Linked DNA regions of Homo sapiens: region 2 is linked to region 1. Evidence: chromatin loops called from intact Hi-C (ENCODE). Cell type or tissue: dorsolateral prefrontal cortex. All regions are shown on one strand. Links, peaks and the distances in the headings refer to the core of each region. The heading gives the core; the rest is flanking DNA. Region 1 overlaps LINC01218 (long intergenic non-protein coding RNA 1218). Region 2 has its middle 75 kb from the start of LINC01218.

Region 1 (5,391 bases), core at 143-5,142:
GATTCTGTCACATTTGGTCTAGGGAAGATGTATTTTGTCATAGATGCACAATCACTGACATACTCAAAGGGGTATTAAAAAAATTTGCAATTTTCTCATTACATGAATAAGTTTAAAAAGTGGCTACAGGGAGAGGATCAGCAACAAACATGGCATCAGTGGAGAATCCTATGAGCTAGTTTTTTCTTTTTCTTTTTCTTTTTCTTTTTTTTTTTTGAGACAGAGTCTAGCTCTGTCACCCAGGCTGGGGTGCAGTGGCTCAGTCTCAGCTCACTGCAACCTGTACCTCCTCGGGTTCAAGCAATTCTCCTACCTCAGCTTCCCAAGTAGCTGAGATTACAGGTGTGTGCCACCACGTCCGGCTAATTTTTTTGTATTTTTAGTGAAGACAGGGTTTTGCCATGTTGGTCAGGCTGGTCTCGAATTCCTGACCTCAAGTGACCCGCCCACCTTGGCCCTTCAAAGTGCTGAGATTACAGGCGTGAGCCACCGCATCCAGCCAACTGAGCTAGTATTTCTAATGAAGTACATTTCTAATGAGACATTAGAGACATGAGACATTTCTAATAAGACATTAGAAATGTCTCATTTTCTCCTTTTCTAAGGGAGCATAGGACATTTGCAACAACAACATTAGTGACTATGCAAATTAAACTTTCTTATACCATACTAAGGAAGGGAATACTTTAAACGTTTTCATTTATAACAACAGCAATAGCTACACCAGCAATGGCCATTTACTAATTGTTAGTTATGGTCCAGGCACTATGCTAAGTCCTTTAAATGTAACATCTGGTTCAATGCTCACAAAATTCTTGCAGAGGTAGCACTAAAAGCATATTACATTTTCTCCATGAAACATTCACTAATTTCCTCAAGTTACCATACAATTTTAACTTAATAATATTGTTAGTAGCTAACATTTATTTAGTGCTTACTATGTGAGAATCTTTGTGTTAATGTGTCATATTTTTCCTACAAACCAAAAGCTCCATGAGGTTAGATATTTTTCTCTCCTATTTTTTACTGTTGTATTATTAACAATGATAACAGTTCCAGTCATGGAGCAGATACTTGATAAATATTTACTGAATGAATGAATGAATGAATGAATCTCACGATACCTTTTTATTTTACAAGTGACAAAAATTTAAAAATAGAGTTAAATAATTAGACCAAGGCCACATAGCTAGTAAGAAGTGAAAATATGAACCCAGTCTGACTTCAATTATTCATATTTAGCCACCATTTCATACTTCTGATGGTATAATTGGTGTAATTAAGTGTATAACTATGATAGATAAAACTCTATATGTCCAGGAGTGCTGAGATGATGCTTGAATGGCTTATGTGATCAAAGTCTTTGTAGTTTGCCTGCAGTTTTTTTGTTGAGATCTTGAGTTTTGAGTGATGTGCTGAAGGAGCAAGGGGCATAGTTTTATGAAAAAGGAATAGGAAAGACATTCCTGAGAGAAGAGAGTAAGTACAAATGGGCCCAAATTCAGAAACTGGACTTGTGTCTGGGTATTAAGGAAGCTTGTATAACACAAGAGACAGATCCAAATGTGAGTAGAGAAGAAGAAGCATAACTGAAAATGGATGTGCCAAAAAGAACTTTCTTCATGATTAAGAATTTAGAAGGAGCATAAGGAATGACTGAAGTCAGCTGTAGGCTTTTAGTCCAGGAAACAGTATTATCACACTACATTTAAGAAAATGGTTTCTGTGGTTATGTGCAGCATAAAGTTTTGAAGGTAGAGATGCAGTTAGAAAGTTTTAGTGGTAGACTAAAATCCAAGGTGATTAAAATCTTTGCTGTAATTGTGTCTTGAAAATGGAAATGATGACATCTAGAGAAATGTTTCAGAAAAAAACAAACAAAAAAAACCCTGCAGGCCCTTTCCTTGGCTTGGATATTGGGTGCGACATAGAACTTTCTTAGCATTAATGTAATATCAGTACTTTGCTTTCTAAGACACGATAGAGAGGGTATATTCTTCACCAAGGGTTACATGAATAGGAGGAGATCAGTTTGACCAGTTATGGGTCACAAAGCTGGCATGTGCAATGGCCAGAATGCGGTTCATTTACAGGTTTTCTTTGGATAGCACAGTGTTTAATTAATTTCAATGACTGCAGTAAATTCACCAGAGGCCCCTTTATGCTGTTGTCTTATGTATAACAACATTACATAATAATTTTACCTACCTGGACTCAAAATGCATTTGAATTTGCAACATCTGTCTTAGATATTTTTCGAGATCCCTTTACAGCAAATTTACAATACTGTGCTTCTAAATGGTAGCAGAATTACAAAAATTGCCTTTGCCTTTCATCCTATGGCAGCATGGTTACACAGCTCCCACACACAGCTCTTGCAATTATGCAAACTTTTTGGAGCAGAAGAAAATAGTGTTGTTTCCATGTCAGTGTGTGGGCTACAAAAAGAACATGAGGATTTTCTTATTCTCTTGAAATGCGAGCTGGAAAGGAGAATGCAGAAAAGTGGTAACAAACCTGTGGTCATGAGGTCTTAGTAAAGAATAATCTTTAAAGAAAATCTACCTCCGTGAACAGAGGGGCATGACAATAGGTAAAATTAAAGAACAGGATTTGACGTGTTTTTTTTTTTTTGGAGTCACATGAGTGACCAGCTGTGGCCTATGGGCCTCTCAGCAAACTCAGGAAAGTACCTGAGTTCGAGGAGGCTAATACGCAGAGAAGACTAAGACCAACCATACATTTTTTCACCTTGGCTTAAATTTTTAATTATATGGTTCTGTCTTTCTCAATTGAAGTAATGGACAGCAGGAAGCTGCTGATGACCTATAAAATCTGGAAGGTATAAAGATGTAGCCAAAATGAGGAAATGTGCAGAGAAACCAATGTGAAACAAAGTTGACACGAAAAAGGTTTCAGGCCAATCAAGGGAACAATGGCCAACCGTTTCTCTCAGTGCAGAATGCACATGTATTTTCAAAAAGGATTAATTTGTCAAAATACATATCCTCTGGAAAGAGTCTTGAAGGCTGATTGTGCATATTCTCTTTACATCTTGGCAGAAGATCACCTGATTTCCTTTCCAAGAAAACAAGTGTAAAAGCTACTATTTTTTATTTTTCAGATAAAACTGAGCACATCTTTAAGTACATTTTGTAGAGTTTAAGCCGCCCCCTCCCGCCCCGTTCTGTGCTGCATCGCCAGCTTTTGCATGGTACTTGAATGCCTTATTTTAACCCTGACTTTTGTTATCCATAGAACTATGTGAAACCACATTTTGTAACTTTAAGCTCTGTCTTCACAGAGACTATACAGCTTCAGAAATGCTGGGTTGGTACATGGAAACCTTGTGTTCAAAGAGTATAATTATTTTGTACCAAGGCAATAATATGGGAGTATACAATGTAATCAAAATTCTTTCAAAGTACCCTATTTAGATATTCAGCTTTCTAATACTCTGAATGTTTACAGGTTATAGCCTTAGTATTGTCTCAGGATCAAGGAAATTTTATGGGTAGCCAAATTATAACTTTCTTTCTCGGACAACAAACACATGATTTATCCAAGAAGAAAAGGAGAACATGGGAGACCTTTCATTTGAAGATAACTTTAAATGATAGCATCTCAAGCCATGGATCTAATACACTCTTATTTTCCAAATACAATCAACCCATATTGAGTAACTATAATGTATCCAATACCATGATTAGTGCTTTTACATTTATGAAGTAGTTATTCTCTCTATAGCCCTGTAGGCTATAGAGATAAATATCATTAGTATTGTTCTCATTTTGAAAATGGAAAACACTGATTTTTAGAGGAATTTACCTAAGATTACATAGTTAACAAATGAGAGTGGGAACTTCAACTCCAACTCTAATATTTATTTCATGATATGCAAACAAACCATTGTTCAAAATGCCTATATTTTGAAATAATTTTTTAACAATCTCCTTTTGAATAATTTCAGTGCACTAGATTTCTAATAACCTTGTTAGTTTCTCTAGTTGTGTATTCTCTCTCTGTGTGTATAGAAGAGTTAAAGGAATCAACTATTTTGTGAAACAAAATATTCAATAGTCTTTGGAAACATTTGCTTAATCATAATCTACTCCTGATTTAAGGATGTCAGCTAATTAAACAAAATACTTAATAAATTGAAGTAATATCTGTTTTTCCCCCAAACTTAATGCAACCAATGTAGTTTTACCTCATGTATTGAATATTGCAAAAGCTTTTTTGCCTTGTTTATTTACATCTACTTTTCCCAGTATATTTTTTATGCTGCTGTCAGCATACAAAATAAAGCCCCATTGTCATCATTTTATTCTTCTACTTAGAAATGTTAGTGGTTAAAAAATTATTCCCATGTGAGAGTTCCTAGCCTTCCCCGATTTCCCATACCTATTAAAAACATTTTTGCCTTTGCTTGTTTAATTTCTCCTCTTTCTTCACTCTCTAAAGAGTTTTTAACTTAGAGCTAACAGAGAAGGTAAAAAAACTTCATCATTGGTTTCACTGAACTCTAATTAAAATTAAACATTTTCAATTATAAATGTAAGTAGCAACAAACCACAGTAATATTAATAATTCCTAGGGCTTTTCACCAACAGAAATCATAGATATTCACTACTGTCAGGTATACCCATCTACTCCTAATGAAAAAGAAAACAAATCGTAGATATTCGTATATCATATTTTGATTATTACAGATATCTCAACATACTATTTCTACTAATCATGACTTTGTAGTTATAGGAGTTATTAATCTTATCACTAGTTTTTGTTACTCAAGGTATTAATAAATAATCTATATTGCTATGATGTAGTTTTGTTTTTAATATTTTGATAACTATGTATCAATATATTTAGTTTCCTTTGTGGTCTAATGTATATTTTATTTTAGGTATTTAGAAACATTGTTCTGGCTGGGCATGGTGGCTCACACCTGTAATCTCAGCACTTTGGGAGGCCGAGGTGGGCGCATCACTTGAGGTCAAGAGTTTGAGACCAGCCTGGCCAATGTGGCAAAACCCCGTCTCTACTGAAAATACAAAAATTAGCCAGGCATGGTGGCATATGCCTGTAATCTCAGCTACTCGGGAGGCTGAGGCATGAGAATCGCTTGAACCCAGGAGGCAGAGGTTGCAGTGAGCTGAGATTGTGCCCCTGCACTCCAGCCTGGGTAACATAGTAAAACTGTGTCAAAAAAAAAAAAAATTGTTCTGAGCTAAGGCCCATAGACTTCACCTTCACCAGACTGTCTATTCAATGGTATAAAAAAGGTCAAATGTCCCTACTATAGAGAGAGTCTAATCTTTTCTAGGGCCTGCAAGATTGTATAAAGCAGAGATGATATATTAATGAAGGAGGGTGAACAGAAAAAAGGAG
Region 2 (5,391 bases), core at 245-5,244, 130 kb before region 1:
AACCAGCTGTTGAGGCTCTAAAAACAGCCTTTTCTGTATCTGGTAAAATCTTTGCAGTGAAAGAAGGAGATGGTATTTTTTTAATTTATTTTTTTTTTATAAAGACACATGCACACTTATGTTTATTGCGGCACTATTCACAATAGCAAAGACTTGGAACCAACCCAAATGTCCAACAATGATAGACTGGATTAAGAAAATGTGGCACATATACACCATGGAATACTATGCAGCCATAAAAAATGATGAGTTCATGTCCTTTGTAGGGACATGGGTGAAATTGGAAATCATCATTCTCAGTAAACTATTGCAAGGTCAAAAAACCAAACACTGCATGTTCTCACTCACAGATGGGAATTGAACCATGAGAACACACGGACACAGGAAGGGGAACATCACACTCTGGGGACTGTTTTGGGGTGGGGGGAGGGGGGAGGGATAGCATTAGGAGATATACCTAATGTTAAATGACGAGTTAATGGGTGCAGAACACCAGCATGGCACATGTATACATATGTAACTAACCTGTACATTGTGCACATGTACCCTAAAACTGAAAGTATAATAATAATTAAAAAAAGGAAAAAAAAAGACGAAAATACTATAATAAAAAAAAAAAAAGGTATTTTTCTCCGTTGTCCCCCATCAATGATGGGAACCATTGGGCACAAAGTTGTGGCTCAATACATGTGTTACCTGTTCCTAAAACCTCCCTAGCACAGGGAAGAGATGATACATACCTGACACATATGCTGTCATTTTAACTATATTTCCATTCCTACACTTATGTTAATTGTTCCTGCTGAGAAGCTTCAGAATTCTTCTCCCCATAGCATTGAAGTCTTCCACTACCAAATAGAATTTCTCTGCTAAATGAAACGAGCTGCAGAACCACAATAATATTCTTACTGTAAGAAAATCACACCATCTATCTTTCTGTAACTCTGAATCCTTATTTTCAGGTTCAATCACAACAAAAACAATAACAATGTACAATGATAATAATGTCAGGCACAGTGCTGGGCATATCACGCATATTCTCTCGAATCCTTCAAATAGTTCCGCAGGCATTTACAAAGAGGAATGTGAAGCCCACAAAGGCACACAACTATGATTTGGCAGTGCTGAATTCATACTCAGAAATGCCTGGGTACCAAGTTGGTGCTTTTTCTTTTAAGACATTTTGTTGCCCAGAATTATGGAAACTGTTTTAATAGGAACATTTTGCATATGAATTTGCAAAAGGGAGGATATTTTTTTCCTTCCCAAATAAAGAACCGTAGGGTTGGTTTACACCTCAAATATATTTTCTGTATCCTGGGTGAATGAAAGTTTCTTGCTTTGAGTTAATAATATAAAAAATCACTCTCCTTAACATATAATTTTCTTTCCTTTAGCCTTGCCCCTTTCTTGGTAGAACACCCAGCCAACTCTTCCCTTTGAATCAGTTCCCGATAATGGAGGCTGATTTTGCAGTTTTCATCTTAAAGAGAAAATAAAGGCAGGTTTTCTCTATCATTGATTTGTCTCAAGGAACATAATAGCAAAACATTCTGGTAGAATTGAGGTGTAGACTTTATGCCCATACATTGATTTTCATGTTCTCAGATGTTCACACCACCTAGTGGGCTTGTAAAGCTGGTTTGTGATAGTTAAGACTATCATGAGCATATCAATAGGAATATGCTCCAACAGTTTGCTTATTACTGAGGAAGGAATTGTTAAGATAGATTATGTTTAAGTCTCATTTTCCTCATTTATAAAATTAGGGAATTTTCAAACTTTTAAAAAGCTGCAGTCTCTTTTATAAAATAAAATCTTTGGATAAACTTCCAAAAATAGAGCTGATAAAAATGGAAACACTGGGGTTAAAAAACAGGTTGGGATGCACAAGCAGAAGCCCAGGAGTCACCCCGGTCCACACCCTTTAGTTGCTTTTGGGACGTGTGCTTAGGAAGCTCTCCAAGACACAGTGCGGCAACCACTGGATGAGATGTTCCTGAAGGTCATCTCTAGCTCTGGCATTCAAGGACCTGTGTGTGTCCCTCCCTACCACATGCTAGTCACATCAGTGTTGCAGCAGGATGTCCTTGCTCCTCTACAGGCAACAGACTGCAGCTCTTCATCTCTCTCAGCCCATTCAGGCAATGCCGGTACCTTTCTCGTTTCCTCAGGCACTGTTGTTAATGTCATGTTCTCAGAAACTTTTGCTGAACCGCTATCATCTTTCTTCCTATTGCATATAGAAGCCAGGATATACACACACTTAAACAATTTTTAAGAAATATTTCAGCACAATTGAGTCTCGACAGTCTGCGGAAGGAAGAAAGTATTACATATTCACTTCCTGGTAGAAATGGAGACCTCAACTCAAAGCAAGTTAATGATAATAACTTGAAGTTTAAGGTTTGGTTTAGACTACTACTACCTTCTGGTAATCCTCCTGGTGCGTTGACATGATGATCTTCCAACAGAACGATGAGAGTTTTAACGAAAAAACACAGCCAGTCCAACGTAACCCAACGCAGATGAGCCCTTATCTGCTGATACTTAGTAATGACACCATTAGACATGGGCTTGGTATCCTCTGAGCAAGTGTGTTCTGGAATCTACATTTGCATCTCGGCTCTGCCACTTTAAAAGCTGTGTAAGAGAGGGAAAATAACTTAATCGCTCCGAGCATTAGTTTCCTTTTCTGCAGTGGAAACGATGCCTACCTTGCAAAGTTTTGTGAGAATTAATGACAGGGCATGCTGAACTTTCCACCAAATGACTGGTACATAACTGGGGCTCAATATAAAGGTTGCAGTTTTCCTTTAAATAGAAGGGGCACAGCTACAGACACTGGAAAAACCTTGTGAGTACATCCTATAGCCAAAAGCAGAAGAATAATTTCACTAATGTTCAGCAGAGGAAATAGGATTAATTTTACCCCTTTGCAGTTAAATATTAACAAACACTATGAACGTTATGCCATCTTAGTACCAAAAAACTAAAAGAAACCAGGGTGGCCCTGAAAATTGTAAAACAGCAAATGATATAATTTCCACCTAACTGTATCATATTAAACTCTCTTCTCAGAAAACAAAAGAAAAAAAAAACAGAAAGAGAGACTTGAAAAGTACAAAGAATCACATGATTTTTATAGTGTCATGTAATGGAGTTCAAACTATAAATTATGTATCTTTTCTTTCAGATAAATCTGCAAGTAAAAACTATTAGAAGAATGCTGGAGATATTTTTTGGTTTGAATACCATGTTGTGGCAACATCCTTCTTTTTTTAAAGTTCTGTCAATTTGCATTAAGTTGTTTTCTTAGCAATTTTATCATAAGGAGGAGTCAGTGGGGGTGGATATGCTATTTGGGGATAATCTTTCAAGAAAAATGATCCAAAATACTCCATAAGGATGAGCCAAACGAAGTAGCATTTGAAAGGGAAGAAGCTCAAGTGGTAGGTTATACAATTCATATTCCCCACACTAAGAACTTACTGACAAAAGCCAGCAAGCATATACAAATAAGTCTTTTCGCATATTGATTATCACCTGAAATTTTATCTGGAATATTATTTCCAGGATTATAACAACAGAAGAGATCAGAGACAAACTACACTGAGAAAGGAAAATTTTACTGAAAGAGCATTTGCAAACATAAAGTCACATACCTCACTTCAGAAAATAAAATAGATAAGCTGATTTTATATAAGCTCCAGGAATATTGTATGTGTGTCCCTCTTCTGTAGCTAATTTGGACTGTATGTACATGCAGAGCTATGTTTAAGAAAAACCAGTTACCATGGTGACACAGTACCCCATCTAAATGCAGAATGAGATATCTAATTTTGTGTGTTAACTATTTGGCTGAAAAATGAAGAGTGGCTTAGAAGCTACAGATGGATCAAGAATATCTGTCTAGGTTTCTTTATCTTTGCCCTACCTCTGTCCTGGTCTGTCTCTTCCCCACTTAGACAAAATACTAATTTTTATCCTTCATTATTAAGTCGATGATGCCGTTTTTCCTGAACCTGACAAAAATAATGCAGAAAGGCAAGCTACTTCTTTTGTTTAAGATAGGACAATACTTTGACATATTAAAAAAGTAAATTAATCTTTAAATAATTTTCCTGTTAGTTCTCATTAGAGGTGACATTTTCAAAATAAATCCCTAATATTAGAGCTTGTTGATCTCTCTAATTTTAGTCTTTTTCCTCCCACATCCAGTCACAAGTATATTTATTTTAGAGTCATGCTCTCTGGCTGGAGTACGGGGAAGCTGTCTTACATGAAAAATGCTACGCAAGTACATATGGAAATGAACAAGAATGTATAAATTCTTATCTTCAATCTTTTTAGTGGTTTTTTTTTCTTTGAGACAGAGCATTGTTCTGTTGCCCAGGCAGGAGTGCAGTGGTACAATCTCAGCTCACTGCAACCTCTGCCTTCCAGAAAAGAAGCCTCCCAAGTAGCTGGAATTCAGGCGTGAGCCACTGCACCCGGCTAATTTTTGTATTTGTAGAAGAGATGGGCTTTCACCATGTTGGCCAGGCTGGTCTCAAACTCCTGACCTCAAGTAATCAGCCTACCTCGGTCTCCCAAAGTGCTGGGATTACAGGTGTGAGCCCCTGCACCCAGCCAAGAATATTGTTTAAAAATCCAATATCTGTTAAGAGTTCTTTCAATATTCACAACAACAAATGATACCTACGAGACACATTTTCCATGACTTTGTGCTTACGCACTTGCTCATTTGTTGGATCAATGGCAGAGGTACTTTCAGGGGAAACTATCAAAGGGTATGAAAGAAGCCTAATAAGATACTGACTAAAGTCAAGTCTTCGTTACCAATGGTCTAACGGGTAGTCATTGCATGAGTCATGAATCAAACACATAACCACCAGCCAATCTTCCTATGAAGTTAAATATAATAAATACATTATTAGTTTTTATCTCTTCTACCTTTTTCCACATTGTAGTTGATATCCAAATAAACTGAGCATGCAAAAAGCAGTTATTGGGTGAACAGAAGAATGAAAATATTATACTTCATCAGTCGCCAAACAGAAAAGTCATGACTGGGAAGACCAAGAAAGAGCAGTTGCCTGTTTCTTCTATGTAGTGAATTTAGTCTTTCCTGATTCAAGCAAGTGTCTGATGCACTTTAAAGTGACATTGCCCTTTACTTAGTGATATAAGAAACTTTTTAAAAAAAAGACTACCTGACCTCCTAAGCACTCACAATGTAGTATAGAAATAGGAATATACAGCATGTAATTGGAATCAGTAAGTTTTAAGGTGGTACTGTTTGTGACTTTAATGTCTAAAGCCCCTGTGAGTCCATTAATGTAAAATGTGCAACTTGTTCACCATACAGCTGGGAGTCTTTAAATATCA

What was found. Hi-C counts contacts between places; a loop is a spot of excess contacts. Peaks named below come from ENCODE experiments on the same cell type or tissue, not always from the same donor. Only the 100,000 strongest peaks of a DNase experiment are listed, where the experiment ranks them.
Region 2: a loop joins it to region 1, with 2.9 times the contacts of the local background. A loop is called at or near these places in 1 of 110 quality-filtered maps.

What each region holds. Positions count from the first base shown.
Region 1 is chr4:100,817,443-100,822,833 of GRCh38, reverse strand. All of the region lies in intron 2 of LINC01218 (long intergenic non-protein coding RNA 1218), which reads left to right. Among named protein-coding and RNA genes, the nearest start is that of LINC01217, 29 kb to the right of the region's middle. In dorsolateral prefrontal cortex, for the core only: no CTCF peak of the experiment used is centred there; a DNase peak (open chromatin) is centred at 3,193; H3K27ac peaks cover 2,707 bases.
Region 2 is chr4:100,952,225-100,957,615 of GRCh38, reverse strand. No RefSeq gene overlaps it. Among named protein-coding and RNA genes, the nearest start is that of LINC01218, 75 kb to the right of the region's middle. In dorsolateral prefrontal cortex, for the core only: no CTCF peak of the experiment used is centred there; no DNase peak of the experiment used is centred there; H3K27ac peaks cover 3,769 bases.